3 separate regions of the Mus musculus genome follow, and all the other regions are linked to region 1. The links are chromatin loops, found by intact Hi-C in ENCODE. Cell type or tissue: gastrocnemius. All regions are shown on one strand. Each heading gives the region's core, and the rest is flanking DNA. Links, peaks and the distances in the headings are about the cores only. Region 1 has its middle 7.7 kb from the start of Otud3. Region 2 overlaps Tmco4 (transmembrane and coiled-coil domains 4). Region 3 holds the start of Gm33214 (a long non-coding RNA gene).

Region 1 (10,709 bases), core at 1,144-9,143:
TATTCCAACCTTTCCCACCCGATCCCTCCCGTTCCCATCCCCACCCAGCCCCAGTCCATACACAAAATCTATTCTTTATCTTTCTTTTTCTCCACCCAAAGGTGCAGAAGGGAAAGGATATGTTCGTATCACTTACCATGATTCACCCAGAAGATGGCTGAGAAAAGCTTGCTGAAGGATGAAGGCTACAGGTATTGCTGGAGCATCACTTTTCTCATCCCAAATAGAGATGCTCGCTAGCTCCTGTGCTCTCTGTAGTTACATGAGAGATACAATGTATGGGTCGGATCATCTATCATATCACAGAGCCATGCTGTACCACGGCACAGCCAGTCTTACCCTCCAGGGAGTGTGTCCCAAACTGTGAGTGCAGATGGTACCAGACGTGCACATGTGCATGCATGTGTGTGTGTGTGTGTGATGTTTCCTATACTTACAATAAAGTTTAATGTATAAATTATTAAATACATTATATGATTATTCTTAATCATAACAACTGAGAAATAGAACAGTGATAATATGTTATAATAAAAGCTATATGGATGTGCTCTCTGCCCCTCCTCCCCATATATCTCAGGGCGGGGGCTGGAGCAATGTCTCAGTAGTTAAAAGACTACTTCCTGCTTTTTTCAGACCAGTAGAATTCCGTTTCCAGCACCCATGTTCAACACTGCTCAACACTGTCTGTAACTCCAGCCAATGACTGGGCAGCTATGAGGAGTCTTGGAATGAATGCGTTTGCTTAGAGATCCTCAGTGACGCATCTGCGTGAATCAAAGTCCGGTGTGATGCACTAGCAGCTGGACGACAAGGGGCTTGACCTTCTCCCCAAAGGGTCTGAGCACTCTAGCACCAAGTGAAGCTTGGGAGCAGGCTGAGAGCGGAGGCCCAAGGGCTGCTCACCCGCTCCAGTGCAACCAGCTGACCATGGGTGCGAAATCTGTCTCGGCTGTACACGGGTTCACCAGCTGACCAAGGGTGCGAAATCCAGGGGCTGCTCACCGGTCTCTGTCTGTCTCTGCCCTTTTCCTTTGCAAAGTTCTCCTCTTCCTCCTCTTCCTTCTCCTCCTCTCCCTCCTCCCCATTCAACAACTTGCTGCACAGGGCATTCCATTTTAATCTAATCTAGCTGCTATCTTCAAGGAGACTGCCCACGTGAACCGCTATGGCTTGAATGGTTCCTCTTCAGCAGATAGAACAGAGTTTATTTGAAATTTCCCCAAGGGAAGACACTTGGCTTATTTCCAGCCTTTCCTGTGATCCTAAACACTCCAGTGATGGCTTTGGTTCCAGCTATTGAGTTGAATGGCATATAATGGCATATATAGGCACCTTTCAAGGACAATGTATTTTACACAAGAAAAGTGGGGCAACCCCAGCAGATCTGTCAAAAGGCTAATTTTATGAGTTTAATTAAATATATTCACTGGTTTTGTGATTTCCCTTTCTTTCTTTCTTTCTTTCTTTCTTTCTTTCTTTCTTTCTTTCTTTCTCTCTTTCTTTCTTTTTTCTTTCTTTTGTTTTTTTAAAGATTTATTTATTTATTTATTTATTTATTTATTTGTTTATTTATTATATGTAAGTGCACTGCTGCTGTTTTCAGATGCATTAGAAGAGGGAGTCAGATCTCATTACAGATGGTTGTGAGCCACCATGTGGTTGCTGGAACTTGAACTCAGGACCTTTGGGAGAACAGTCAGAGCTCTTAACCGCTGAGCCATTTTGCCAGTCCTTATTTTGTTTTTTTGAGACAGGGTTTCTCTGTGTAACCCTGGCTGTCCTGGAACTCTCTCTCTAGACCAGGCCAGCCTTAAACTCATAGAGATCCACCTGCCTCTGCTTCATGAGTGCTGGAATTAGTGGAATTCACCACTGCCCTGTGAATTCGTGATTTTAAAAAAATTATTTATTAATTTATGCACATAGTTATGCCATCTGCATGTATGTCAGTGCACACAGGTGTATGCCTGACTATAAGAGGGTGTCAGAACCCCCGGAACTGGAGTTACGGATGGCTGTGGGCCACTGTGTAGGTGCTGGGAATCACACCCAGGTCCTCTGGAAGAACACCCAGTGCCCCCAACCACTGCGCTGTCTCTCCAGCAGGATTTTATGCTTTTTAAAAGAGTTCTTTTCTTATTTAACTTTGTAGGTGCAAATGTGTGCATGTGTGAGCACATGCATGTGTGTGCATGTGTCTGGGAGGCAGAAGAGGATGTTGGCTGCCCTGGAGCTGGAGTTACAGGTGAGTGTGAACTTCTCAATGTGGGTGCTGGGAACGGACCTCTGGTCCTCTGGGAGAGCAGCAAGGGTCCTATCTGCTCCAAAGGAATCACTTTGGGCATGATCGCTTTCTTCTAGGCAAACTCCACAAATTGTATATATATATACATATATATGTGTGTGTGCATATATGTATATATATACATATATGTGTGTGTGTATATATGTATATATACACATATGTGTGTGTATATATGTATATATACATATATAGATATATACACACATACATATATATGTATATATAGATATATACACACATACACACACACACACATATATATATATATACACAAACTGTGTGGCTTAGCTTTATCTTGGGTATCTATGTCTGTATGTAATCTATATCTACATAGTGAGGGGTTAGATAACTGTGTTACTAAGTGATAGAAATCTTAGGTCTCCCTTCCTTGGGAGATGCTTATCTCAGAGTTTAGAGTTTTGTACCTGGGAACTTTAAAGAGAATGCCCACTTGCTTGAGGATAGTCCCAGACTGGAAACATTAAGGGAACAGTTCCAGAAATGGACGATGTGTAAATTTCCAGCCCCGCACCTACCTGAGCAGGGTCATAAAGGCCGGTGCCATCCTGCTCCATCCCGCCTGCACTTGAATCATGCCTCTGCCTGGCATGTTGGGTTATACAACGGTCTCCACCCATCTGTCACTCAGCTGCCCTCGTGATTATCACAGCAACTGTAAAGATACCTCAGGACTGCATTCAGCTCACCCTTAATTAATTAATGTACTAACGGTCCCAAGGGCAAGAATACTGAGGACATCAGGAAGATGTATCGTGAGTGCTGTCTGCAGTCTCGGGCCTCCTCTGGAATCACGTGTCTCCTGTAGATGGGGCGACCCCCGTGCTCACATTTAGGAATGGAAACTGGGTCTTCCGGAGGCTTCTTTCAGTGCTCTTTCTCCCTCCTCCTGCATGGTCTGGACGGTGCCTTAGAAGTGACGTCCCCTCCCCCTCCTCCTCCTCCCCCTCCCCTCCTCTCCCCGTCCCTCTCCCCTTCCCCCCCTTCCCCTCCTCCTCCTTCTTCTCCTCTTCTTTCTCCTCCTCCTCCTCTTCTTCTGATACAAGGTCTCATGTAGCTCAGATTTTCTTTGAATCCACTATGAAACTGAGGCCGGCCTTGACTTTCTGGTCCTCGCCCTGCCGCTGCCTCCCGACTGCTGGGATTGCAGGCATGCACCTGTGCACCTGTTGCAGTTTTTCTAACACACCAGCTTTCAGCTTTTTCTTCCTCAGACTTGATCATTCTGCTCTAAACCTGCCCGTGGGGCCTCTTAGTGCGGGTGTAGCCATGGATATATAGTAAAACCCTGTTTTATACAGATGAGCATAAGTCACATGTGTTAACATGGATAAAAGAAACTATCTGCACACTGTTTAGACAGCAACAAAGGTCAGAGAAGATAATATCCAATTTGGTCTCCTATACTGTCTGGAGATGCACACCCTGCCACAGTGAATGCTGGGTTTGTGTGAGGGCATTTCTGGCAATAAGAAGGACATAAAGGATTTCCTGTCAGTCTCTTGGACGTCTCAAGTGTTTCTGCATGTATTCAAAACGTCAGGCTTTAAGGACACAACATGCCCATGTAGAGAGAGTACTATCTTCATTTTGCATTTTCTTTTTCTTTTGTTTAGTTTTTGTTTGATTTTGTTTCAAGACAGGGTTTCTCTGTGTAGCTCTGGCTGTCCTGGAACTCACTCTGTAGACCAGGCTGGCCTTGAACTCAGAAATCCGCCTGCCTCTGTCTCCCAAGTGCTGGGATTAAAGGCGTGCGCCACCACACCCGGCTATTTTGTATTTTCAAGTGTCTGATGTTAAGCGTGAAGAGAAGGTAGGCAGTTAAAGCACATAAACTATCATCTAGGTAAGGTACAGATGGGCATCAAGGTGGGTCAAGTCCGTAATCACAGCACTCGGGAGGCTGAGGCAGGAGGATTGACCATGGATTAGAGATCATCCCAGGTTACATAGTGAGTTTCTGGTCAGCCTGAGCTACAAGGAAAAGCCCTGATAGAAGCATGCGTGCGTGCGTGCGTGCGTGCGTGTGTGTGTGTGTACATGGCGATCAACAATATCTAAGGGCTAAGTATAACACAGCAAACAGCAGCAATGATTGCCTCTGAGAGTGTGACTATAGGCCACTTTTTTGTCCCTTTTACTCCTTAATGTCATTTTTGGACATTATGTATCATAATTTGAGGTTTGAAAACCTTAGCGGTCATGATTGCAGGCCCCAGGGACTACTCAGGTGAGGGAGATGGGAGGTCACTGGCTGCTTTCTGCGCTGCCGCTTTACCTGCAAAGTGGCTCACATGCCTAACTCAGAGCCCAGCTCTTCTGGTGGGAGAACCAGCAGCAGTGTGCTGCTTAGTTTGTTTGCTTAGTTTGTTAGATTAAGCTGGCTGAAATGCTTCAATCACAGCGCGTCTCTCTGCTGCCCCCTTGTGGGCTCTGCGGGACCGACAGGCATCGCTTTCTGCTTGCCTGACTGGCTCCGAACGTGCCAGAGTGGGTGTGGTCGTGGTGCTAGGCACAGAGGAGGATGAAGCAGTCACAAGTTTATGCAGCGTGAGGATTACAGCAAACTCCGTAGGCAATTAGATTCTGGCACAGGGATGGGATGCCAAACAAAGAAATTGCTGCGGAGTCGTAAAAGATAAGCCTGAGGCTCAGGGGCCATCAAGTTATCGAAGAAGCATGAGCAAGCCCCGCCCCCTCCACCCCTTTCCCCATTCAGCCCGGGAGGTGGTCTGATGAAATCAAGGGAGGGTCACCCACCAACAGAAACTAACGTGTCTTAATTCCCCCTGGGAGCAGTTTGCTGGAGAAAGTAATAATGGATATTAAATTCTTTGTTTGCATTTATAAATAATTTAGTATACGGGCTATCAGGTTTATAGGAAAGCGGAGAGGTAGTCTGTGGAGCTGTGAGAGACTGTGTAAGCTCTGCTGTGCTGACAGCTCCTGAGGGGCAGAAATGGGAAGGGACCGGCCTCCATCCTTCCATTCCTCTGTATGTTAAGTGGGTGAGACAAGGGGTTGTAGGCATCCTGAAGATGAGGGCAAGGTCACAGAGGTCAAGTGGGACTGACAGGCTCAAAGGCTCCAGCACCACCACCTGCAGAGGAGAAAGAGGAGGGGCTCCATCGGTACAGGGGTATCAGTGGTGTGAGCATCGGGATGGAGTTCTAGCCTCAGCACCCATGTAAAGCTAAGTGTTGTTACTAAATGTGTAAGCCAAGCGTGGGGGAGGTAGGGACAGGGAGACCCAGCTTAGCTGGATCTGTGCGCTCCCGGTTCAGTAAGAGTCCCTGGCTCTAATAGTAAGGCAGAGAGCGAGCGGCTGAGGAAGCCTCCTAGTGCTGACTCCTGGCCTCTACATACAGGAGCAAGTGCGCACACATACACACGCGGGTACAAAAGATGAAAACAGAAAGGGGAATTGAAAATTGCATGTTGTGTGGACATGTACAAGCCTGCAACCATCTCTACAAAATAGAAGCAGAAACACACATTTACCCGTGCGCGCGCACACACACACAGTTTTCATTGAATGTCATGCTTCGCTGTCATCAATAGAGGCCCACTAGAAGATTGTCATCAATAATTACCTGTTAAATATTTGCAGCTTCAGGTTCAAAATCCTGAAAGCAAAATCCCAGCTGTAGTAGTACTCTGAACTCTACAGCCTGGGCAGCCTTTTTAGAGAGGCTGCCAGACAGAGTTCCGTCCTGTGCCAGGGTCACTGATGGAGCATGTCTGGGTGGTAGGCACGAGGGTGCCCCATGGCCTGGCTGATTAGTGATACATAATTTGTTCCCTGTGCCCACCAGACAGAGTGAGATGCCATTTACTTAAGCTCTCCAGAGAGGCACAGCCTGTGGCAGTCGGATGCGGCTAAGTTGATGTTTAACTCTGCTTAGGGTGTCTGCCTTCATGACAAGAACAAACAGATGGGACCATCAAGATTGATCCAAGGGTGGTATGGAAAGAACACTGTGCCCAAACCCCTATGGTCTTGCCCGTTTCTAGAAGAAAGTGATAAACATACCATGAGTCATGTCCGTTGATCACAGTGCACGTGCACGCGCGCACACACACACACACACACACACACACACACAGCTCTGTAAGGCTTCAGTTTGAAAGGATATATTTTGATACTAGAAAAAAAGACAATAAATAATAAATTATAATGACACACTCAACACTTGAACCCCCTGGATTCTTTTGTTTGTTTGTTTGTTTGTTTGTTTGAGACAGGGTTTCTCTGTGTAGTAGCCCTGGCTGTCCTGGAACTCACTCTGTAGACCAGGCTGGCCTCGGACTCAGAAATCCGCCTGCCTCTGCCTCCCGAGTGCTGAGATTAAAGGCATGCGCCACCACGCCCGGCTCCCACTGGATTCTTGTGGGAAAAAAATTTAAAAATAAAGGCAGGGCCTTTTTCATTCTAACCTCCCTTGCCAGTGTGCTTTTTCCAAACCATGTCTTCCATCTTTCAGTCTGCAGGTGTGTGTGTTTGCATCTAAGTATGTAACGTGCTTGAGCATCCCCCCATAGCCCATCTCCCCATCCCTTCCCAGGCCCCCCCACCGCCGTTTCCTATCAGCCCCTTGTGAAGAGACAGCTCACAGAACTGCAGGGTATTTTGGTTAGCTGTATATCAGACAGATGATTAATACCTAAGACATACGAAGAATTAAAAAAAAAACAACCTAAACACCTGGAAAAAAAATCAAGTAGCACAGTTAATATGAATGGGCATGGAGATCTGCAGTGATGAAGTATAAATGATGAATAAACACAAGAAAATGTTCAACATCTCTGGACATCTGGGCTATACAAAACAAACAAACAAACAAACAAATAGACAAAACGGAACAAAACAAGGGGCTGGAGAGATGGCTCAGTGGTTAAGGGCACTGACTGCTCTTCCAGAGGTCCTGAGTTCAATTCTCAGCAACCACACGGTGGCTCACAACCATCTGTAATGGGATCTGTTACCCTTTTCCGGTGTGTCTGAAGATAGCAACAGGGTACTCACATACCTAAAGTTAAAACCCAAACCAAAACCACACGTTGATAACCCAGCTCACTCTAGTCAGAATGGCCGTTGTGGAGAGATCAAATGGTAACCAATTCTGCCTGGGATGTTGAGTCCTTTATGTTGGTGACTGTGGTTCGCATACAGACAACACGGAATGGCTCCTTCTGCCATACGCTGTGTGGAGGAGAGCTGCTCACGTGAGCTGGTCTTTATTTTCCCCTGGCCTCCTCCTTTTAAATGTTGTACAGTATTGGGTGACTGTTCCGAAGCAGGAGACGTGGAGATCCCGATGACGTGCACAGAGGTTGTTTCTAACTGTGCTTGCACATCAAGGATACATTCTCGGATACAGTCTTCAAATACAGGGCATGTTCTTCTTTAGGAAGGGTGACGAGCTGTCAGGGTCGACACCCCCTCATCCACAGAGTTCAGCTTTATTCCTGTTGCTGTGATAAAATACTCAGACAAAAAGCATTTGTACTGGCTAGTTTTGTGTCAACTTGACACAGGCTGGAGTTATCACAGAGAAAGGAGCTTCAGTTGGGGAAATGCCTCCATGAGATCCAACTGTAAGGCATTTTCTCAATTAGTGATCAAGGTGGGAGGACCCCTTGTGGGTGATACCATCTCTGGGCTGGTAGTTTTGAGTTCTATAAGAAAGCAGGGTGAGCAAGCCAATAAGAAACATCCCTCCATGGCCTCTGCATCAGCTCCTGCTTCCTGACCTGCTTGAGTTCCAGTCCTGACTTCCTTTGGTGATGAACAGCAATGTGGAAAGTGTAAGCTGAATAAACCCTTTCCTTCTCAACTTGCTTCTTGGTCGTGATGTTTGTGCAGGAATAGAAACCCTGACTAAGACAGCATTGTAAATGAATTTTAGTAAACCCTATTAATTAATTATTAATGTGGCAGAGCCAGCTCCCCCAATAACAGAAGCAAAGTCCTATAGATTATTTAATCAGCTCTTGTACAATTACTGGTAGATTACCCCTAATCTATATTTCTATTTGCTAGACTGTTAATTCCCATCTGTGCTCCCCAAACACTTGCTGTTTGAATCTAGCCCGGGTTACTTCTTCTCCAGCAGTCTGTCCTGGGGGGAACATTTCACTCAGGCATGTGTCCCTTGTCTATCACGTCTAATGGAGACCTCTGCTCCCTCTGTCTACCTCCTCTTCGTGGTCCCTTACTGTGACCCAGCCCAGTAACTGAAACTCCGCGTCTTCTTGTCTCCCCAAATTGGCTGTAGCCACTTAATTTTAACCGATAGCTTTAATTGGGGAGCAGGGTTTAAATATCATCACTAAGTGTATGTGAGGATCTGCTCATAGGGGCAAGGGGATCTAGAGGGCCAGGTTTTGCATTTGAATACAGAGCAGCAGCAGACCAACCCTAGCACCGCAACTTAAGGGAGGAATACGTTACAGTCCATCCCAGGTGACAGTCTATCACTTCAGGGGAGTTAAGGCAGAAGCTTGAAGCAACTGGTCACATCACAGCCACAGTCACATAGAGAGGGGAACACATGCATGCATGTTCCATGCACAACTAGCTCTCCCTAGTCTTACATAGTCCAGGGCCCCAGAACAGAGCGTGGTGCTGTCCACTTTCAGGCTGTGTCTTCCCACATCAATTAACATAATCATGAGGATTCTTACAGACATGGCTGTAGGCAATCCTGATGTAGACGACCCCCCATTGATACACTCCTCCCGGGATATTCTAGATGACATCAGATTGACAAACTAATCCTGGTCAACATGACACACAGGCACATCACCAAGCCACAGCCCTCTATCCGTTGTCCACAGGTCTCATGTTTATCTCACAGTGTAAAATATAGTCCAACCTTTAAAAGTCCTCAAGTCTTTAAAAACCGAAACACTTTAAAAGTCCTAAGTCTCTTAATTATGAGCAACTATAAAAAGAAAAAGAAGTTATGTACTTCCAAGATACACTGGCAAGGAACAGAAGAGACGGAGGAGTTGGAGGACCTCTCTTTGTAAGAACTCGTTCTGGAAAAATACAACATTCATCTTTTATCAGAGTAGAGCTTTCACGAACCCACCTCTTTGACAAGAGATTTAATTTTTATTTATTTATGTATGACCGTGTATGTGTATGTGTGCATGTGTACATGAGTGCAGTACCTATGGAGGTCATAAGAGGGCGCCAGATCATCTGGAGCTGGGATTACTGGTTAGGAGATGCGGGCGTGGGTGTTGGGACCTGAACTATCTTCTGAAAGAGCAGCAAGTACTCCAGTCGGAGACTTCACTTCTTAAAGGTCTCGCTAATTCAGCACTGCCAAACTGGACACCAAACTTCAGATGCTTGAACCTTTGGAGGCTGAATCACATCCAAACCACAGCATGTCCTTCCTTCCATCTCTCACCCCAAGGGTCAAGCCTCGCATTCCTTAAGTTCCTCAAAGTCCAGGTCTGGTGCTGGAGACTCACTAGCATCTGCTCTTGGCCACTTACACTCATCCTTGAAGCTCCAACTGAGAATTTTCTCCTATGAGAAGTCATTTTGTATCTTTGAACTTCTTCCCCACCCCCGCCCCCTCCCCCATATCACACACACACCTTCCTAGCAGCATTCACCCTGCAGTCTTGTCATCACTGAATCCTTGCTTATAATAAAACCTTTGGATTTGGGGCTTTCTGTAGTCAAGGTCGATGTCTCTCTATTTCTGCAACTTACATGTGCTGTGTAGCAATCTCCTCTGAAGGGAAACATTCTTTCCAAATGGAGCCTCATGAGATTCAGGAAGTGAACAACTTAGGAGTCTCAGGAAGTTTCTGAAGCTGGCAAGACCAGTTTATGGCAGCAGGTGGAGGAGACTCACTGACCTGCTGAGCTGCCTGTAAGCTATCCAGGGAGATCTGGGGATACAGCTTTTCTGAGTTGGGGCATCCAGGCAGGGGCAGGCTTTTGGTGATGTAGCTGCCTTTGGGACATCCCTACTTCAGTAAGTAATTCCTCATTTATACTCTTATAAGTCAGCCCAATAGATGTTGTTGGTTCTCCAACTTGACCTTCAGTGAAATCATTACTTATTATTGATTTTATGGCACAGGGTCTTACTCTAGCTTAGTCTAGGCCAGTAACTCTCTGTAGCCCAGGTTGGCCTCAACATCATGGCTCTCTCCTGCCTTAGCCTCCTTACTGTTGGGGCTCTAAGCATGAGTTCCCATGCTTGCCTAGTGTTCCCAGGTTAGGTATAAAAGACCTCAGTCAGATAGAAGGTTCAAAAGGGAAGGCAGTGACATTATTGTAGAAAGAGGGTGCTTAATATAAAAGGAGCCAGGAGGAGAGAGACATTATCACCGGTGATGATAACCCCAACAAGTG
Region 2 (10,709 bases), core at 1,528-9,527, 79 kb before region 1:
CTGATTATGAACTGAGCTCTGACAATGCTTAGAACAGTCTCTCTGAGGTTTACGCTTAGCTCAGTCCTTCTCAGAGGTCACCTCCTTGGGGAAGTTCTTGCAAATGCCACCCCATGACCTGTGTTGTCTTGGCAGCAGCGATTCCTACCAATCACCATTTAGACGGGGGCAGTTTTGGAGCGAGAGATGGAGCTCAGACGGAGCACTTGCTTAGCATGCACGAAGCCCTGGCTTCCATCCCCAGCACTGCACAAACCAAGCATGGTGGTGCACGGTGGTGCATGGTGGATTACAGAATCCTAGCACTTCAGAGGTAGAGGCGGGAGGATCACCCTGGTACTTTGTCTCAAGCAAACAAATAAAAATAAATATGTTGGTAGTTTGGCTGCCTACTATTTTTTACTGTCTACCTCCCTTTCTAGAATACAAATTCCAAACCCACTGTGCATCCCTAACTGTCTGGCCCTGCTTGAAACAAAGAGAGGTTTATAACCTGCATGGATGAAGGGAGGACTCTGCAGGAATGGAGAGGTGGTCCACTGTTGGGAGAGACCCAAACTGTGGAGGGTTGGTCTGGATGAAGTCCTTGCTCTTTTCTGCAGAAAAATCCTATGATTTGTGGGCAAATAGATGGTTCAGGAGATATGGGTGCTCACCACCAGTAGGACAATCTGAATTCGCTCCCCAGAACACATATGATGGAAGGAGGAACCGAGTCCCACAAGTCGTTCCCTGCCCTTCACACAGACGCCGCACTCCGTCTGCAGTAAATAAATGGAAAGAGAATCCAACCAACTAACCTATGACTCGTAACCACACTAATCCAGAAGTTTCAGCTCTCCCCTACCAACGGAGCCACATTCTAAACTGCACTTCTGTTCTACCCTGCCTTCTCAAACCCTCTCAGCTTCCCGAGGAGGCAGCCATGGCGACTCACACCATCATGTCAGAGAGAACAGCACTGGGCTGGGTCACATGCCCAGGACTCTTAACAACTTGGGAGAGAAGTGGCCCATGCTCGTGAGCCCAACTGTGGTGTGTGTGTGTGTGTGTGTGTGTGTGTGTGTGTGTGTGTGTGTGCGCGCGCAGGTACACCAGGATAGAGCTCAGGGTCTTGGGCATGCTAGGCAAATGTTCTACACCAGTCCCAGAAATGCTTGACACTTGGCACTATTGAGCTGTACCAGGAGGACACTGTGAGTCCAGCCAGCACTAGATGCACGAAGTGCACAAAGACTCTTTTTAGTATTGCTCTGTTTTGTTTTGTTTAAAGGTGAAGGCTTCTCTGTAGCCCAGGCTGGTCTCACATTCTCAGTCGCCACTCCCCCACCCCAGCTGTATCCTGAGTGCTGGATTACACCCGTGCACTGCTGGACTGTCCCTAAAATTACTCTTCATGATGTCATGGTCATCCTACCAGTTGTAAGATGGTTCTGCCAAGACCGAGGCACACGTGCACATCCTCTTTAATAAGTCATGGTAACGGCTGCCCTCTGAGCTGGGGCTGGGGGCAAGGCTGGGAGCTGCCTGCTGCTCTGCAAGAGCTGCGTGCTTTAACACACACACACACACACACACACACACACACACACACACACACACACACACACACACACACACCCCCCGAGTCCTCACAGGCCACATAATGTATCCACCAGCCTACCCATTGTGCTGCTACCTCCCTGTCCACCAGTGCCCCTGATAATTAATTTCCTGGAACATTCCTTATTTATCCCTGCTCTTTCTCTAATGAAAAATCAATGAAAGAGAAGTCACATTATGCTTCAGGCCCAGCCTTGAATTACCTGTGGCCGGGGCAGAGGGCGCAGAGATCTACTTCAGAGGCTGTCCCCAGAGCTGCCTCCTCAGACACAATGCCAGCCACGTGCCTGCACATATACATGCCTATGTCACTGGAGGCGGCACAGCAGTCGTGAGTGGGCTGTGGATGATGCTTTGGGACTAGAACTCCACCACCTGGCTTCCAGCTATGTGGCCGCAGACAGGTTATCATGTCCGCCAACCCATATTGTCCTCTCTTGTAACGTGAGGACAATCATTGCATCTGTCTCCTAAGGGATTGTGTGGCTTCCACCAAGGATTGTGTGCTTGGAAAGGAAGCCCTGAGCTGGGAGCCAGGCATCCAGCAGGCACCCAGCGAGTTCTGCTACAGGAACTGTGCCCGGAGCCAGGCCAGTGCTCACAGCAACACTTCAGCACTTATTTGCCGGATGCTGCAAAATTAACCATCAATGGCCTGTATCTCAAGGACACAGCCAGGGAACTCAGCAATTGGGTCCCAGGAGGAACATTTCAGCCAGGCTAGCCTCATTCCCCAGAGCTCTGATTCTTAGGGGACAGGGGTGCAGTCTCTCCAGGAGGACTTCCCTCAGGAAGAAGAGTGTGAGGCACACACTGCTTCGGCTCTAGTGTGTGCACGTGCCTGGGACCCTGGCTTTGTATCGATCCGCAGGGGGTGCGTAAGAGTCACAGAGAGTGCATAGGGCAAAACTCAGGGTTCAGCTGCCCTGGCCCTGATTCAGAGTTCACACCAAAGTCCACGCTACCTTAGGTGGAACTTTGAAATACAACCCTGGCCTACCTGTTTCACTTCTGGGGCTGCGATTTCTTCCCTGTAAGTGGGGATAACAATACACACTACTATATGAGGTAACATACTAGGCGATAACTCACAATCTATATAAAGGGCCCAAAGAGCAGCTTGAATGACTTATAAGGATTACTGAGAGCAAATAAACAGGTCTCACCTGAGATAGCAACAATTTGATTTTGCACTGCTATTAGTGTGGGGGTGGATACAGAAACACACGTATGAGGTCAGAGGTCAGCCTTGGCTGTCTCCCTCAGTGGTCCTGTCACTGGACCCAAAGCTCACTGACTTGGCCAGGCTGGCTGGCCAATGAGCTCCAAGGCTCTGCCTGTCTCCATGTCCCCAGTGTCAGAGTTATAGAGGATTACAGCTGTGCTTGGCTTCCCTGGGTGCTGAGGATCTGAACACAGAGCCTCACACTTATACAGTGAGCACTTGGCTGAGTGAGCTCTCTCTCCAGCCCTGGAGACACTGTTGGTTGTCACATGAGATATGCTATTGACATATAACATATGGCGGTCAGGGAGGCTGCCTGAAATCCCGCAGCAGGCAGGACACCCTTCCACAGAGGATCCGCTGCCCCAGACTTCCACAGAGCCAGCTGTGAGAGCTGCCAGCACAGGGTGGTTTACATGTGCTGCATGGCTGGTTTTCACAGTTGTGTGGGCAAATAGATTGTGGGTTGCTATAGCATAAAGGAAATGATTGGCAGCCCACCCTGTTGCCAATATGGGATTGCTTTGTAACTATCATCCCCAGAATGTCAATATAGGTCAGTCTTCCAGGAAGTTCTGAGAAATGTGGCCTTCCATGGTGACTTCCTGGGAGGATTGCATGGGTGCTCATCCTGCCCAACACAGGGGGCAATTTAGTCTCCCTGCTGGGCAACTGCAGCCAGCCTCTGGAGGAGAAGGATGCTCAAAGTGTCTGCCCAGCTCTGATTGGGTGAGTTTTCTGAAGAAAGACCATCTGCCTATCATTCCTCTATTCCCTCTTTCTTCCTATTCACCATCCATCCATCCATCCATCCATCCATCCATCCACCCACCCACCCATCCACCCACCCACCCACCCATCCATCCATCCATCCATCCATCCATCCATCCATCCATCCATCCATCCATCCATCCACCCATCCACCCATCCATCCATCCACCTTAGTAAGGGTGCTTAGTAAGTGGTGGGTTTTCTTAATACAAACACAAAAGCAGTGCTGGTTGAGACACTACATTCAAAGATGCCCCTAAGAGAGAAGGAAGCCATTTGAAACCCACGCACTGATCCTGTCAGAGCCTGTGCCAAGGTTGCCCATAGTGTGGTGGTGTATGTTGGTGCCCCCATGTGCTCATGGTGGTTTGAAGTTTGCTGATGAAATGAGGAGTAGTCACATGGCTTTCTGGTGAGAAAGGAAACTGAGGCAGATGGAGGAGCAAGGCCAAGTCAGGCCCGTCTACCCAGTGGAGAGGCAACGGGAGAAAGCGGTGGCCTAAGAGGCTGGAGACCTGGTGTTGGTTGTGAGCCAACTTTTCACTGTCCTTCTCCTAGAAGGCTCCCTTCCCTTTCTTGACTTTGGTCTCTCCTGGTGACATGAGATCATCCAAATTGACCTGAGACCTCCTGAGACTCAGGTCTGCAAACTGAGGCATGTGTCTGAAGTGCTTTACTGGGGGCAGGGGAGTCAGGTGGCCACATGAGCCCCTAGGTCCAAGCTTGGTACAGAGTGCGTGCTCAACACACAATGTCTTTCTAGTCACTGGGATTATACTATCAGCTCTGGGTTAAATATGCACATCAAAAGCAAGTTGGAAACTTAGTCCTAATGCCTGTTCGTTAAGTGGTGGGACCTTTAAGAGTAGATTAAGTCTGGAGAGATGAAGGCTGACACAGCCAGAGTGGGTCCCAGCCCCATTCTGCTTTCTTTCTCTCTTTCCTGCCCTCCCTCACTCTTACATTTTCTGCCTCCGGACACTTTGACATGAAGGCTCTTGCCAGGTGCAGGTCCCTTGATATTGGACCCGGCCTTTCAGAACTTGAAGAAGTTGATCTTTGTTCTCTGCGAGTTACCTGGTCTCCGGCTTTCTGGCATAGCACACACAACACAGTTTAAGAGGACACCGAGCTGGAAAGTTCACTCACTGGGTAAAATGTTTGCTGTGCAAGCATGACAGCCTAAGTTCGGATCCCCTGAACTCAAGTAAAGTTGGACACTAAGGAGAAACGGGACGGGGAGACAGGAGAATCTCTGCAAGCTGGTGGGCTGGCTAGCCTGGTGAGTGACACAGGAAATAACAAAGGCTCCCTGTCCCAAACAAGATGAAAGGTGAAGACCGACACCTGAGGTTGTCAGCCGACCTTCACATGTGCACACAATATATACATGCCCTGTAGCATGCTCCTCCCACAACTGAAAATATAAATAAAGGACTAAAAGTATCCTCTGGACCAGAGCCTACAGTAGTCTTCCGGGATCAAAGACCGTTATTGATGACCTTGTGAGCCTGCTGGGGCCAAGACTCCAAATTTCCAGCAAAGCTCTGGAATGGAGATGCAGGAAGGATCCCGCCAGAGCCTCCAGAGGGAGCACCATCCTGCTGGCTGCATTTCAGACTCTGGGTTTCACAGAGGACACAGCGAAGTCAGGTGGCTAACAGGAGCCCCAGGAAACTAACGCGGGCAGAATGGGGCCCTGCCACTCACAGAGTAACTTTGGCAGATGGCATGGTTAGCCTTATCTCTGAGATGCCTTCCTCCATTACAAAATCAGCAGGTCTCTCCTGAACTCATTCAACAGGACTTCGCTAAGTGCCTGCCTGGTCCTAAGCTTGACCTACTGGAAGCTTCCCAGGGGTGGAAAAGGAAGACCAACCCTAAATGTGAGCAGTCACATCTCAAGGACTGGGGAGCAAGCCTGAATAAAGGGAGAGAGGAGAGAGTGAGCCAGCTAGTGCTTGAGTGAACACCCACCTTTCCTTGCTTCCTGACCGCCAGTGTCACGTGACCTTGCCTCATGCTCCTCCCACTACAACCAGAAAAGCTTTCTGTCCCCATGCTGTCCCCTCTAGGATAGATCTCACCCAGAAACTATGAGCCACAATTGTTACATCTCAAACCCAGGACAAATGGCCAAGGTGCCTATTTAGCATCTCAAAGCAGACCTGGCTGCCAGGTTCTCCCTGCATCTCTCAGCCCTTACCTCTTATGGGCATGGCTGGCACTGCCCATCTTCTACCCTAAACTTTTCCAGCCCAGGGTGGGCTGCCCTTCCCCCAGCCTCCCTTCCCTGTATAATTCAGCCATTTTGGCTATCTGGACCTTTTGTCTGCTCTGTACTCTCCTGGCTCTCCCCTCCCCTCCCCCACCTTCTCATGTGGCCCAGCTCAGGGTTGTGTTCACTCTGGACTCTCTCAGATGTCCCTGCCTCTGACTCTGCTCTCCCTCAGACCTACAATGAACCTCCTCCACCATGCTTGGAGCAGTCAGGCTCCTTCCTTTTGATTTCTTTTATTATTATTATTATTATTATTATTATTATTATTATTAAAAAATAAACCCTTTCTTTCTTAAGCTGGTAGATTCTTAAAGACTTTATTTTTTAATGCGATAATGTGGGTAGGTGTTTTGCCTGCATGAGTGTCTGTGTACCACGTGTGGTATAGAGTATCGGATTACCTGAGACTGCAGTTATAAATATGGGTGCTAAGAATTGAACCCAGGACCTCTGGAAGAGCAGCCAGTGCCCTTAACCTCTGAGCCATCTCTCCAGCCCTGATAGTCTATTTTTAAGTTAAAATAAACAGACAAACAAAATCAGGGGAAACCAGTCCTCTATTACCATCAATTATGCAGCTGAGTTTCCCACATCACTCTTACTTACTGCAGTGGATGGGCCTCTGCCCCGGAAAAGCACCTTCCTGCAGTGTCTGTCCGCCAGGACAGTGTCCTTGGTCACAGCGATGAGAAAGGCGATCAGTGCAAGAAACATGTGGTGGCAAGGAGGGCCACAGCTGTCCCTGCCAGTGTGGCGTCAGGGTGGATTGTAGGCCCGTGGAAGAGTCTGAGCTGCAGGCTAGAGGATTCTAGAAGCCTGTACCCAGAGCTTAATGGGCTGTTCTGGAGAGCCACCCATAAAAGGCTCCAACTTGTGAAAAATGCAAATGTATTTGGAAAAAAAGAACTGTAAGCTATGACGCTTTCTCTGTGTGAACTCAACTTCCCAGGAAGTGCTTTCCCCAGATCAGGCACTAAGGGGCACAGGGCCAGCTACAGCTGTTTAGCAGTTATGCTGGCTGGTTTTATGTCAACTTGACACCAGTTAAAGTCATCTAAGGGGAGGGATCCTCAATTAAGAAAATGCCTGTATAATATCCATCCAGCTGTAAGGCGTTTTAATTAGTGATTTATGGGGGAGGCTCATCCATGGGCTGGTAGTCCTGGGTTCTACAAGAAAGCAGACTGAGCAAGCCATGAGGAGCAAGCCAGTAAGCAGCATCCCTCCGTGGCCTCAGCATCAGCTCCTGCTTCCAGGTTTCTGCCCTGTTTGAGTTCCCATCCTGACTTCCCTCAGTGATGAATTAGGGTGTGGAAGCGTAAGCCGAATTAACCCTTTCCTCCCCAACTTGCTCTTTGGTCACGGTGTTTCACCACAGCAATAGAAACCCTAACGGGGACAGCAGGTGTGCACAATGCATGACTTACAAGGTCATAGAAGCTTGCACCAAAGTTGAGGACTCTGGGCAATATGTGGCAGAGTTAGAGACCCTGCAAGGAGGGAGGCCTCAAGAGACCGTTGGACGAAGCTGTGAAGGTGAGGCATGAAATCCAATGGCGATCCCAAGAGGGCGGAGAAACCAAGACCACGGGAAGCGTGCCTCAGAAAATTACAAACACCTATTGAAGTGTGCAGGCAGCAGAACTGGGGAGTGGGGCTGCTGGAGCCTGCTGGAGCTCGGAGCCCAGCATGTGCGGAGGGACCACCTAGAGCTCGGATGTCAGATTCAGGGTTGCAGGAAATGTTCTCTGTTCCTTCTCTGCCTCCATCCCTTCCTCTTGGATTGGGCTGCCTACTCTGTGCCTTCGGATGTCGGGAATAAACAACTTACACTTTTGGTTTTACAGGGACTTATAGTTAAAAGGTCACCGTGAGTCTCAGAAAAGGCTTTGGGCTTTTGGACAGCATTAGGACTGTTAAGATGAACTAATACACATTGCGTTAGGAGGTGGCTGCAGGCACTGAAGTCGACGCAGGTAGAATGTACCACTAAAAATTATGTGTCAGGGTATCACGTTGAACGGGGGCGTGGTGGGTGGGAGGTGTAATGACTCACCCTCAGTGACTCAGGGCATGGCTGTGTGTTCCCAGACAGGTTACATGAGGAAGGAAAACTCACCCTACGTGGGCAGCAGCACATGGATTGAGGTCATAAAAAGGAGAGCACCGACAGGCAACCAGCCTTCATCTGTCTGCCTCCTGACTGTGGATGCAGTGTGACTGGCTTCCCCTGCCCCCTCCACGCCTTCTCCACTGAGATAAGCTATGCCCTCAAATTGTGAGCTAAAATAAACCCTCCATCTTTGCGGCATTTTGTTCGGCACACCAACACACCCGGCAAGTGAGGGCTGAATGGAATGAGGTAGGGACAGAGCAAGCAGATGGACCAAGGACAGAAAGTTATAGTGTCCAGCCTAGGGATCAAATGCAAAAGTGGAGGGGGACACCCAAGAAGCTACAAGGAGCCACAGCTGGGAGAAGCCGCCACACCTGGGGCTTGACTCTATTGAATGAGGAGGTAGGAAAGAGGATGAGCAGCCCCTCCCCCAGGGCCTCGGGCCACACTGGAGGGGCTGGAATCCCTTGCTGGGTGTGAGGCAGGGAGACAAGGGTGGCCACACAGGCCTCTGGAAACGTCATTGAGATCTCAGAGGACAGCAGAGAACTGGCTGGAGTGCCAGCAAGGAGGAAACCCCAGCTGTTACCTCGGAGGCCATGACACTGCTAAGCTCAAGGATGCTGGGTGGTGAGGAGGGGACAGATTTGAGGGTGAGGGGGCAGAAATCAAACAAGCCGGGTCAATATCACATGGTGCTCATCAAAGACATTGGGCGAGACATAGGTGTGGCAGGGTCCCCAGCCTCACTGCGTGTGGACCACACCACAAAGGCAGCAAATCCACTCACCATTCTTGAGTGAGAAGCTCAGGAGGTCCTGTGGGAAAAAGGAGACAGAAATCGGTGAGGTGCTGACACGCCACCACCCAGCTCATGGGACAGCTAAGTATTAACTCCTACCAAGTGGAGATGGCAAAAGCCCTCCACCCTACAGTACAGTGGCAAGCCAGGTGCCAACTGGGCACGTGGGTGAATATGCAGGCCGCGGTGAGGAGGGAAAGGCCCTACATCCTGCCTGTGCACGTGGCTATCAGAAGTTGGTGCCACAAGCTCTGCCTACTGAAACTGCACTCAGAGAGGGTGAGCGACATGTTCAAGGGCACACAGCAAAGCTGCTGCTTCAGAAAAAAGGTCACCATAACTTGATAGAATGCAGGCTCTGAGGTCAGACCACCAAGGTTCAAATCCTGGCTTTGGCTACTTATTAGCTGGGTGACCTTGAGCAAGAAAATCTCTCTGTGCCTCAGTTTCCTCAATATAAAGTAAGGGTGATTCTACAGATTAAACATGCCTAATTTAAAAATCCCAATTAGATAGATACATAGATACATAGATATGTGTGAATGATGTATATGTAAAACTATATATGTGTATGTACACATGTATATGTATATATCCATACATGTGTGTATATAAGCTATACATATATATTTAAAGATTTATTCGTGTGCATGCATATGAACACTTGTAAGTTTATGTGCACCATATGCATGCAGGAACCTGAGAAGGCCAGAAGAGGGCGCTGCATCCCCACAACTGGAGTTCCAAGAGCAGTACGCGCTCTTAATGGCTGAGCTGTCCCTCCAGCATCCTACTTCCATTTCCAAAATTATTTCAAGTGAAAAAATTCCATACACTGAACTGTGGTTCCATGCAGAAAGGGGTAAACATCATATAAAATTACCTTCAGACTATGGGTGTAAGACACACAGGAAACAAATACCAGTTTTGTGTGTAGAACTCATGTCCCATCTAAAGATGCCTTAAAGATTATGTGTACGTTAAGTATTCCAGCTGTGGGCTGCTGGGGACAGAGACTAAGTCACTTCCCTTCCAAGTCAGTCCTGGGGGCTGAGGTGGCTGCATAGCCCAACACTCCATCACCATATATTCTGGGGATGATTATAGCAGAGCCTGATTCATTATGGTAACTTCCTTTACTACTCATTAATGCACAGAGAGCGCATTTATAGACGTTAACATGATTGATTCTCAAACAACCTCCTGCAGTAGGTGACATAAACTGAATAACCAATGTCCAAAGTGCTTACAACCAGAAGTCCCTTCAACACTTCCAGTTGGGAGGGGGAGGCTGGAATATTCTCTTAACATTTATTTTTATTGTATGGGTATGGGTGTTTTGGATGCATCTGCAGACATCTGTCTGTGCACTACTTGTGTGCAGTACCCATGGAGCCCAGAAGAGGGCGCTGTAAGTGGAACTGGAGTTGTAGATGGTTATGAATGGCCACACAGGGGCTGACGTACCTGACTGACTGCTGATGGGTTGTCTCTCAGAATGGGGTCCTGCAATAAAGTCTGAGCAAAGATGTCGGCTCCTTCGCCTCCCAGGCCACTGGCAAAGGCCATTATGGTTGGGAGGACACTTTCAGACAGATGCAGCCATTTCACCAGGCCCGTCACAAATTCTGTGCAGAAGGAGCTAGAAAGAGATATAGTTAGATCCAGACCTTCTGGGGAACGTGGCCTGGAAATGCCAATGGTGGATGGATGGGGTCACATATGTCAACCTGTGACTAGAGTCCAGGAAATACAGAGGTGGCCCAAACAGAATCCTAGGTGACACAGCTCCTACCTTCAGTCCCCATCAAGACTTTTTACCAAGAACCACAGAGGAGAAGGTAGCCAGCAGCTGCTGCCTATGTGACCTGGAGCCATGCTGGGGACCAGGGAACAGAGATGTGTGAGGACA
Region 3 (10,709 bases), core at 1,127-9,126, 94 kb before region 1:
TCAAACCAACAGAGGCAAACCCGGTTCCCATCTGAGTCCCTCTCCACCCTGATCCTCACGGTATCTGCCGGACCCGAGCCAGCCAGTGATGGCAATGGTGATATGTAGCTGCCGGCCTTCCGTCAAAGGCAGGAACATGAACTCCTCAATGGCCCCGACTCGCTTCTTCATCTTGTATCCTTAGGACATAGACACAAACAAATGTGTTTACATACTCACACATCAAGTCTATGTGCTCTGCTCCTGGACAAATGCATTTCATCTGTGAACTCTAAGACAGGCTGTTGTCCCTGATTACAGGATAGGAAGACACTGCCCAAGGCCACTAGATCTGCAGGCCAGGGTCTAAACTCAGGCTCTGTATTATTGCCCTGTCCTGCCTCAGTTGCTATCTCTCTCCTGCATTTCCTACTAAGCCTTAACCTTCACTACAGCTGATACCAACTGTGATTCTTGGCAGCCTTCCACATGCCTGTGTGCAACTGGGGGCCACGGGCACAGCCAAGGCGAGGACACAAAGACACCACAAGCCTCTGAGGGATGGTGCCTGGGTACTTCCTGGGTGATAGCAACAGACTGGGCTGGACTCTTCCGCTGCAGCAAGTACTCATGGGGTACACATGGGAAAACTTAGTTTTCCAAACTTTGTCCTGAGCCTGGCTACGCTGATTGCAAGTCCAACAGCTTCTAAGGTTTGCTGCAGGATTGGCTTGGCTGGGACTCAGAAAGGGCAAAGCCACATTTCCTTATTCCCCCAGCCCCCCGCAAGAAGCCATCTGGGGCATCCTTTTGGCTGAGTCAAGCTGGATGACAATCTTTTCCAAGTCCCCGTTCTTTTTTAACCTTACCTGTCAGGCCAGCTCCGGCTGCACCAAACAGTGAAGTCATAACAGCGATGCCAGCCACTGAGCCCAACGCGGCTGCCCCGGCACTGCCTATGATGGTTGCGGCTCCTGCAGCGACAAGTGGGGCAGCTAGCCCCCCAGTCACACCTGCAGGGTAGGAACTCAATCAGGGCGTGGCTTAACGGGTTCTTTTCCCACGGGCTGCCTTCTATAGAGCTTCCAGCAATGCCTTTAAATCAATTTTAAAAATTTATTTATTTATTTGACTTTTAGAGACCGATTCACAAAGCTGAGGGTGGCCTCAGACTCACTAGGCAGCCCAGGATGACCCTGAACTCTTGATCCTTCTGCCTCTATCTCCTAAGAGCTGGGATGACAGGCGTGAACCACCGTGCACGCACGGGCAGCTTCTATCAGTGAGCATATTTACTACTGACTTAGGTGCCTGTCACGTGCTGGGGCCACCCCTCCCCCCACCACTGATACACAGACCATGATCTATCCCCTGCAGCGGGGCCTCACCAATCACTGTCCCGCCTCCAACTGTGGCCAGGCCTATCAGAAGATAGCGTTTCCACTTCCTCCGTTTTTCTTTCCTCTTCCGGGATGCCTCTGCGGTCCTGGAGATAAGAGGCCGGTCTATGGCTGCTAGCTATGGGCCAGGATCCCTTAAGTCTTCCCACTATACCAACCCCTAAACCAGAGATCAGTGGTAGGTAGGTAGGTCGGTCCTGGGCCCATCAGTGCCTGGGGGAAATCTCAGTGAATGGAGCATACTACTTACCCAGCAGATCCATCCTAATGGGTGCAATTTAAATAATGAAAAGATAATAATAATAATAGTAATAATAATAACAGTAATAATAATAATCATAGCAACAATAGCAAAAGAGGCAAACAATCGCTTTCACAGAACAGATGAGCCCAGAATGAGTACAGAATGTACCCTCATCTTGCCAGCAGATTCCACTTCCCCAGGGGGTTTGGAAATCTGTCTCCTCCAGAGCAATTATGCGTACAATAGACTGGAAAAACACGTGTACGAGAGATGGGGCCTTGTGGTAACAGCTGAGCTCATCCAGACTGAAAACACAGATGCTATAAGCCCAGTCAAAGGTAAGAGGGTTATCTGCAGGGAGAATGTTTGGAGTGTTTATAATTTATATTCTTAGCTCTTTGAGAGAGGGTCTCAAGGCCCAGGCAGGCCTTTAAGTCTCTATGTAGCTGAGGATAACCTCCGACTTAGGATCCTTCTGCCTCCATTTTCCAAGTGCTGGAGTTACAGGCATGTACCACCATGCCCAGTTTGTGTGATTCAGACATGGAACCCAGAGAACGTTCAGTGAGAACAGCCCCTTTGAGAACGACCATCTCAATGTTCAGAGACAAGATTCTCAGCTCTCCTGACAGACCTTTAGCCCTTGGCTGCTTTAAGGTGATCAGAGACAAGAAGAGAGGTGGAGGGTGGGTGGAGGGGCCATTACGGGAGAACTCTGAACTGAAGCTGGAATTTGGACAACCGAACGCAGCACGATCATAAATGACGAGAAACGGTTAATATTTAGTGAGCCCTTCCTCTACACCAGACTCCACACTGCACATTGCGGCCCCACGGTCCGGATGCTTTAAGAGATAATAGCGGTAGAGCTGGGCATGGTGGTATGCACCTTTAATCCCAGTACTCCCGGAGGCGGACATAGGCGGATCTCTTGAGTTCCAGCCTGATCTACAGAACAAGTTCCAGGAGAGCCAGAAACCTTATCCTCACGCCCCAAAAGAGATAACAGTGGTTATTCCAGAGGGGCAGTGTGTGTGTGTGTGTGTGTGTGCGCGCGCGCTAACAGACTACTTAAAATCTTTATGGAGTGCATGTTCTTGGAGGTAACAGTGGTTGCTTGTGCCATACAAAGGTTTAAGCCTCAGTCTTCTACAAAATGAAGACAATACTACGTATCTCCTTAAAAAGACATTTTCCTCTATGATTAATTTAGTGTGTGTGTGTGTGTGTGTGTGTGTGTGTGTGTGTGTGTGTGTGTGTGTGTGTAGGTTTGAGAACAACCTATGGGAGTCAGCTATCTCCTGCCACCACATAGGTCCTAGTGACAGCTTAGGGTCATCAGCCTTGGCAGCAAGTGCCTTTCCTTGCCACAGCATCGCAGTAGCCCAGTGACAACTTGCTTTGTGAAGATGAAGCTTATCCGATTTAGCTAACACGGTTACTGCAAATGCACTGCGCCCCCGCCCCCACCCAGAGTTTGCACACCTGTGGGCTGAAATTCCCTGCCTCCATCCTTGCTCAACCAACGTGCCCATATCCTTCCTCACGTGAGGAACAAGGAGCAGGCTTCTCTCCAGCACCAGCTCACCTCTACTGAGAGGCCCCTGAGTGGAGGGCAGCCCTTCTCAGCTGCCTCCCTGCAGAGGACCAGAAACCAATGGTAAGGATCTTTGCTGACCATTGAATCCGGAGCTGGTGCACATAACCACTAGGTGGAAGGTGAGAGGTGACTAGGAGTAAGGGGGTCTGGTGTCAGGCTCTAAATTGTGGGATTCCATAGTTGCTGCTCAGTATTGATGCTAGGTGTCCCACAGGGCACCGGAATCCACGGGGGCTCACGTTCCCCACATCTGTGTACATTTGCATATAACTTCTCATATCTTCTTGAGTGCTTTAGAGATATTTAGATTTTATGTCTTTTATAAAATACAGCAATGTCATGTGTCACTATTTATTCTGTTTGTGTAAATTTTAAAAAGTATTTTCAATATAGAATTTATTTTTTTAAATAAACAATTATTTTAGGCTAGACATGATGGAGCCTGCCTGAATCCCCGGTACTAAGGACATAGAGGCAGAAGGATCAATCAGAAGGTTAGTCTTTTACAGCCTTAGCTATTTCTCTCTCTCTCTCTTTCTCTCTCTCTTTCTCTCTCTCTCTTCTCTCTCTCTCTCTCTCTCTCTCTCTCTCTCTCTCTCTCTCTCTCTCTCTCTCTCTCTCGGCCAGCCTGAGTCATATTACACCTTGTTTCATAATTATACCTTCTTTCAAAAATTAAAAAAAATCAAACAAAAATATTTCGTGGTTGGTCAACTTGGAAGGCATAGAAATGTCATAGTTGAAGACTGTGCACTCCTGTGTGCCCAGCTGCCAGCTGCTGGCCAGCTTTCCTCAGTGAAACATAGGGTGGGGGTGGGAGTAGGGGGCACAATGCTGCCATTTCTAGAATCTTTAAAAGCCAGGGCAGGAGGCTGACAGGTCTCCTTTGCTTTAACCTGAGACTGCCAGTGTTCCAGACAGGCACGGATCCATCAGCTTAGAGCCCCAAACCAGGGCAACATGGGCACAATCCACAGCCGATCTTCATTCGATGCCCAAAGCAAGAAATGAGACCTTGGTGCTGCAAGCCATGGAGATTTGGGGGCTATATCCGTCATAGCAGCAAAATCTCCCTACCTCAGGAACAGAGCCACTCACTGAGCCTGTGACTCTGTAGAGATTATAACCTGAACCTTTTCACGTAAGCACCCTGGGGGGGGGGCTAGGTGTGTGTTTGTGGTGTGTGTGTATGTGGGTGTTTGGAGGCCTGTATGAGATGGCCTCCCTAACTGTCACCATTCAATATGTTTGCTGATGTTCTTATGTGTCTGTCTCATTGCTGTGACCACTTCTTCCTACACAGGGGCAGTGATACACTCTTCTGACCCTTAATGGCTTTGACCCTTCATTAATGACCATTTCATCAGTTTAAGTAGGAGGCTGGCTTCTCAACAGAAGGCCCAAGAGAAGCAGGACCACACACAGTGGGGTGACTGACCACACACAGTGGGGTGGCTGACCATACACAGTGGGGTCCAGCAGTATGACTCGGGGTCAGTGGCACACTTCCATACTGCAGTCATAGACTGGGGAGCAGCCGGAAGCTGAGAGAAGAGGCTCAGGGGCCCAGCACTGCTTGCTCGTCCATTCCTGGCTCTCCACCCTCTGCAGTTTGCCCTGGGCCTGGATGGTATTCCAGGCAGGTTTCTTTTTTGGGTAGGAGAACACATGTGTGCAGGAGCATTCGCCCATTAAGGGTAGGCGTGGAGGCCAGAGGCCAAAGTCAGGTATAGCCTACAATCGCTCTTTATCACATTTTGGGAGTCAGAGTCTCTCTGTCAACCCACAGCTCACTGATTCAGCTACGCTAGCTGCCTAGTGAGTTTCAAGGGCCTGCCTGTCTCTATCCAATCCCCACCCTGAGCACTGGGGCTCTAGGCTCATGCCACCGCATGTGGGTTGTTTTGTTTTGTTTTGTTTTGTTTTTTACAGGAGTGTTAGGGATCTGACTCAGATCTTCATGTGTGCACAGCAATCACCCAATGAGACATCTCCCAGCCCCACATGGCTTTTGCAACATCTCATAAAGGCCTCCAATAACGCCAGGAACTACATGCTACTTTGTTTCACGTAGGAAAAACAGAGCAGACACGGGCTAAAAGAAAACAGGTAGGTGAAGTTCAGGCCAGCCATCACCCAGTAAGAAACTTGCAGAACAAGAGAAAACTGGGAACTGGCAGAAAATGCCCGAGTTCAAGGCCAGGCTGGTCTACACTGCAAGTTCCAGGCCAGTCAGGGCTACATAGTGAGACCTTGTCTCAAGTGAATGGATAAACAAAATGTTCATAATTCCTACAAATGTCTTTTAGTAAGAATTACTAAGACTTCTAAGTTAGTGCCAGTGGCATGACGTGCCACTGACAGCTTCTAGATTTCTCCCACAGTGACGTCTGTATACTAATGGTACCAGACGGGAAGCCGGCTTAGCTTGGCTCGATGGAGTAGAATGACCACAAAATCAATAAGGTCCCCCAGGCCTGTGTGGCTCAAATGCATGAAGCTAGTTCATCAGAATGGTTCTGCAGAGACCCACACACCACACACACACACACACACACACACACACACACACACACACACACACACACGAGGTGCCCTGACCCCTACCAGTTTTTTCCTCTACGTTATCATTTAAACATTATTTTTTTGACTGGAAAAGGTGGGGTTTTTCTTTCTTTCTTTTAAAAGAGCTTTATTACTTTGGTGTATGTGTGTGTGTGTGTGTGTGTGTGTGTGTGTCTTGGCCTGCATGGTTTATCACACGTATGCAGTACCAGTGGAGGCCAGAGGAGGGCGACAGAGCTCAGGGAACTGGAGTTAAGCTGGTTGGGCACCACCATGCGGGTGCTGGGAACTGAAGAGCAGCCAGTGCTCCTAACCACTGAGCTATCTCGCCACTCCTCCCCCCCTTTTTTTCTTTTAAAAGTGAAATCAATGTGATTTTCCTTTTTCAAGTTTTATTACATTTTTACTGTATGTCTATATGTATGTATGTCCGTGTATGTGTGTCCATATGTCTGCCTGTTTATATACGTAGATATAAATGGAGACCAAAGGATAACTTGTGTGAATCAGGTCCCAGAGATCCGTTCCTCTGCATGCTGAGCCATCTTGCCAGCCCCCAAGGAAGTGTTTTACTTAAAAGGTACTTCTGTCTGACATGGCTTCTTGATTTCCCTATGTGCACACATCTTAATAACTGCTTTCCCTGTAAGCAATTGTTTCCTTTCTTTATCTTTACTGATAATCACAGCATTTTACCCTTGCAATTAGTCTGGTTGAATTTCAACATTGAGAGCCCGAGAGGAGGCATCCGCTCTGAGTCACAGCTATGGTGCTTCCTTCCTTTTCCCTTGGGTGTTGAAATTCTGGGAACTCCAAATCTACAAGATGGTTTTATTCCTGCCACGGACTTTGTTTGCCATTTGACTAGACATGATGGCAGCCCATACCTTCAGTCAGCCCACAGCCACACATACTTTCTAGAATAGGCATGAACTTGAGATGGCATTTCTGTGTGAGTCAAGGTCAGACTCCTAAACTGCGGAAAACAGCTCAAGAAGAGGGTACCGACACTATTCATAGTGTGCAGCCACCAATCCAAGGCATCTGCTCTCCCGTGGGAGTGTGATCTCTCTAGCCGCTCCCTTCCACCTATCTCCAATGCAACTCAAGGTCCCGCATATGCTAGGCCAGCGGGCTACCACCACGCTTGCTACCACCACTCTTGCTGGCCATCAGCCCAGCTCCAGCTTCAGTGAGAGATCCTGTTTCGAGGAAGTAAGTGGGCAGTGATAGAGAAAGCTCTCCAATGTCCATGTCTGTCCTCGTGTGCTTACATATGTATGAGCAATTTACAGGCAGACAGATGTGTGCCCTAACCCCAGTCCACCCTGAGATCTATCCCTAGTTAAAGCCTGCAAGGAGAGAATCTGAGGTTTCAAACTGGGCCTCAAGAAAATAACACAAAAGCCAGGTGGTGGTGGTTCATGCCTTTGACTCCAGCACCAGGGAGGCAGAGGCAGGTAGATCTCGGGAGTTTGACTCCAGCCTGGTCTACATAGTAAGGGCAGCCAGAGCTACATAGTGAGACCCTGTCTTGAACACTCCCCCCCTCCAAGGAAAAAAAGGGGGGGGAGAAGAAAAAAAATAACACTCGGGCTAAGGCTGGACTTGGTGATTGAATCAGGAAGCCATGGACTAGCTAAGTGACCTGGGCCAACTGACTCCTCACAAGGATGATAAGAGAGTGGGATGGGGCAGCCCTCCGGGCTTGTATCAGCAAGCACTTGGCAGGAGTCGGACAATGGCCACGTTCTTGTAAGAGTTTATGAACTCCAGCCTTGTCTCAGCCGAGGGTCACCGAGGCCTGTTGCATAACAGGCACGGTCCCAAGTTTTTGATGTGAGGTAATTAATTTAATCCTCCCACAGCCTCTGATGGAGAACTACCACTAAACCCACACCAGAACTGAAGGAGCCAAGGCGCGGAGAGGTGCGGTCAGCTATCAGAGAGGAGGAGGCTGGGGCGGTATTCAGGTGAGGACCAAGCACACTGGGTGACATGCCACATTGTAGATCCTACCTACAAAGAAACACTGCACATAGGCCCAGTAAAAAGCCTCAGCATTAGAAGGGATCTCTACACAGCCTGATCCCTTAAAACAGGGGTGACAAACTGGGCCACAGCAGGATGGATGGTCAGCGGAGTTGCCTTCCCTTTGTTTCAGATCCCTCTGGAGAACAGAGTTCTCCACAGTCCCTCAAACTCCACATTCGGATACAATGATGTTATAATCCTAACTGCTAACCGACAGATGGTGAGCTGTATGGGCCCCCTCACTGTCAGCTTCCTTTCAGCCCCCCACGGGAAACCTAGGCAAAAGGTCTTTATTGCTATCCCCATTTCACAGGTAAGGAAACTGAAGCCCAGAGAACATCAATAACGTTCTCAAGATGGCAACGCTGAGGAAGTTTGGAGCTGGGTTGTGTTGGAACTTCTGGGGTTCCTCTTCTCTGACTCTATGAGTCTGACAGAGTCAGAACAGACTCCTCTGGATCACACACAGTCCTGTCCGCTAACAGGATCCTCAGGCACCAACTCATCGCAAGACCTGAGAGGCTGACCCATTTTCAACATAGTTGAAGAAGAACTAGGTGGTAGTCCTCGTGATTAAAACCACTGGTTCAGGTCTGCCTGTTTGCTGCCTGCTGCCTGGAATAGTTCTGAGCATAAGTATTTTCAGATTATTTTGTGTGTGTGTGTGTGTGTGTGTGTGTGTACATTTGAAGATCAGGAGTTGAGAGCAAGTGACTTCCTCAATCACTCTCCATTTGATTTTTTGAGACCGAGTCTCACGGACCCTGGGCTCAATGACTAGCACCAGCGACTCCTGTCTCCACCTGCTCATTGCTAAGGGTACAGGTGCTCACTAGTGTGCCCAGCTTTCACACGGGTGCTAGAGGCCCACATGCAAATTCTACTGACTGAGCCATCTTCCCACCCTCCCCTTAGGTGATTTCAACAAGTTGCCAGAGTGTGGCACACGCCTTCAATCCTAGCACTCAGGAGGCAGAGGCAGGTGGATCTCTGTGAGTTCAAGGCCAGCCTGCTCTGCAGAACAAGTTCCAGAACAGACCTGGGCTACATAAAGAGATCCTGTCTTAAAACAAAACTGGCAAACCCAAAAACCAAAACTGAAAACTACCCTTGCCGCTGTCTCCTGTCCTTTCGCCTGTGTGTTCTGGAGGGAGCCGGCTCTGCCTCTGCACTGTGCTTCAGGTTTCTATATCCCACTGGGTGCAATTGATAGAACTGGGCTTCCCAGAGATGGCTGTGGGGGACGAAGAGAAGCCCATGCTGAGTAGGTGTGCCCAGTGCCCGGTACCTGGTGCCTGTGCTGGGCAGGAGTGCCAGATACCTGGTGCTTGGTGCTTGGTGCCTGGTGCTTGGTGCCTGGTGTTTGGTGCTTGGTGCCTGGTGCTTGGTGCCTGGTGCTTGGTGCCTGGTACTTGGTGTTTGGTGTTTGGTGCTTGGTGCCTGGTGCCTGGTGCTTGGTGCCTGGTGCTTGGTGCCTGGTGTTTGGTGCTTGGTGCCTGGTGCTTGGTGCCTGGTGCTTGGTGCTTGGTGCCTGGTACTTGGTGTTTGGTGTTTGGTGCTTGGTGCCTGGTGCCTGGTGCCTGTGCTGAGCAGGAGTGCTTGACGCCCAGTGCCTGGTGCCTGTTGCAGCAGCTCAGGATCAAGACGGGGCTGGAGTTGATTTATGATACTGGGCTTAGATGACGCCCAGAGCTGGGCTCTGGCCAAGTCACAAGGATGATTTTCTTTTCCATATTCTTAATGTGTATATGGGCGGTGGCAGCAGGGTACGTGATGTCTGTGTGTGTGTGTGTGTGTGTGTGCGCGCGCGCGCGTGTGTGCACGTGCGCAGGTAGGTCAGAGGACAAATTCTGATAGGCATTTCTCAGACACTATCCACTACTTCTTATTTTTAATTTTAAGATAGGATCTCTCAGTGGCCTAAAACTCACCAATCTGGTCAGGCTGGCTAACTAGCAAACCCAGAGACCCACCCATTTCTGCCTCCTGAGTGCTGGGATTACAAGTGTGCACCCCCACAACCAGCCTTTTCTGGTTCTGGGATCAACCATAGGCCCAGTGCTTCCACGTTGAGTGCTTGGCTGACTGAGCTATCTCCCCATATCCCTCACATCCCTGACCACACATGGCATGGGGTTTATGAGGGCAGGGGAGGGTTCACGTCTATCAAGCCCTTGCTGTGTGCCAGCCTGGGCTGAGTATTTTCTTCTGTGATTACATTCTTTTCTGTAGTGACCCTGGGGTGGTGATGTTGAACTATCCTGAAAGCCATTTTGTATCCAGGGATATCGTAGTTAGAGAAAGTGTCATAAAAGCTAAAGGTGGAGTGGAGTTTTCAGGACCACCGGATGGTGGAGGACCACTGGATGGTGGTCACACATCTAGCACCTTTAACAACCATCTCTTCTTGCAACCGCAGCCAAGCCCAGAGAGGGTGGCAGGTGACTTGCTAAGGTCACGTGGTGAGTCAGGGTGACTGGGACTCATTGTCTAATGCTCTGTCTACCTCACCACATGGTTTCTACGTGGGATGGGGGCTTGAGATGGACAGAGATCCCTCAGGTGGAATTCAGGCTTCTGCCGGGTGTTGGGGGTGGGCTCAGGACTGTCTTACTCAGACTCCTCCTCTTTGGCGTCCTTCAGGCTCTCCAGGAACACCTCTTCCAGAATGTCAAGCTCCTCCATGGGCACCTGGAGCAGGGAGGTCACATGACAAACGAGGACTCTGGCCCGGGCATCATAGTGTCCTTCAAAGGAAACAGAATGGGCAAAGAGTCAGTGCAGGTTTTAAGTCAGGGATGCTAGCAGGGGTGCACACAGCGTAAACCCTAAACCTGGAAGCAGAAGTAACAGCCCCAGGGAAGCCAGCCTCAGGGCGGCTCTTGGC

The links. A loop is a pair of places that touch in the nucleus more often than their neighbours do. Peaks named below come from ENCODE experiments on the same cell type or tissue, not always from the same donor. Only the 100,000 strongest peaks of a DNase experiment are listed, where the experiment ranks them.
Region 2: a loop joins it to region 1, with 9 times the contacts of the local background. A loop is called at or near these places in 25 of 42 quality-filtered maps.
Region 3: a loop joins it to region 1, with 5 times the contacts of the local background. A loop is called at or near these places in 18 of 42 quality-filtered maps.

What each region holds. Positions count from the first base shown.
Region 1 is chr4:138,916,302-138,927,010 of GRCm38, reverse strand. No RefSeq gene overlaps it. Among named protein-coding and RNA genes, the nearest start is that of Otud3, 7.7 kb to the right of the region's middle. In gastrocnemius, for the core only: no CTCF peak of the experiment used is centred there; a DNase peak (open chromatin) is centred at 4,759; H3K4me3 peaks cover 213 bases.
Region 2 is chr4:138,996,128-139,006,836 of GRCm38, reverse strand. It overlaps Tmco4 (transmembrane and coiled-coil domains 4), which reads right to left. Exons shown (of 17, transcript NM_029857.3): 6 at 10,265-10,439; 7 at 8,786-8,813. Gm33214 (a long non-coding RNA gene) reads left to right here. Exons shown (of 4, transcript XR_001784467.2): 4 at 1-587. Among named protein-coding and RNA genes, the nearest start is that of Gm33214, 18 kb to the left of the region's middle. In gastrocnemius, for the core only: CTCF peaks have their summits at 5,175 (motif pointing right) and 9,515 (motif pointing right); a DNase peak (open chromatin) is centred at 5,247.
Region 3 is chr4:139,010,329-139,021,037 of GRCm38, reverse strand. Tmco4 (transmembrane and coiled-coil domains 4) reads right to left here. Exons shown (of 17, transcript NM_029857.3): 8 at 10,437-10,569; 9 at 1,368-1,465; 10 at 849-992; 11 at 60-179. It overlaps Gm33214 (a long non-coding RNA gene), which reads left to right and starts at 1,689. Exons shown (of 4, transcript XR_001784467.2): 1 at 1,689-1,961; 2 at 3,649-3,717; 3 at 7,657-7,761. In gastrocnemius, for the core only: a CTCF peak has its summit at 6,016 (motif pointing right); DNase peaks (open chromatin) are centred at 1,342 and 6,019.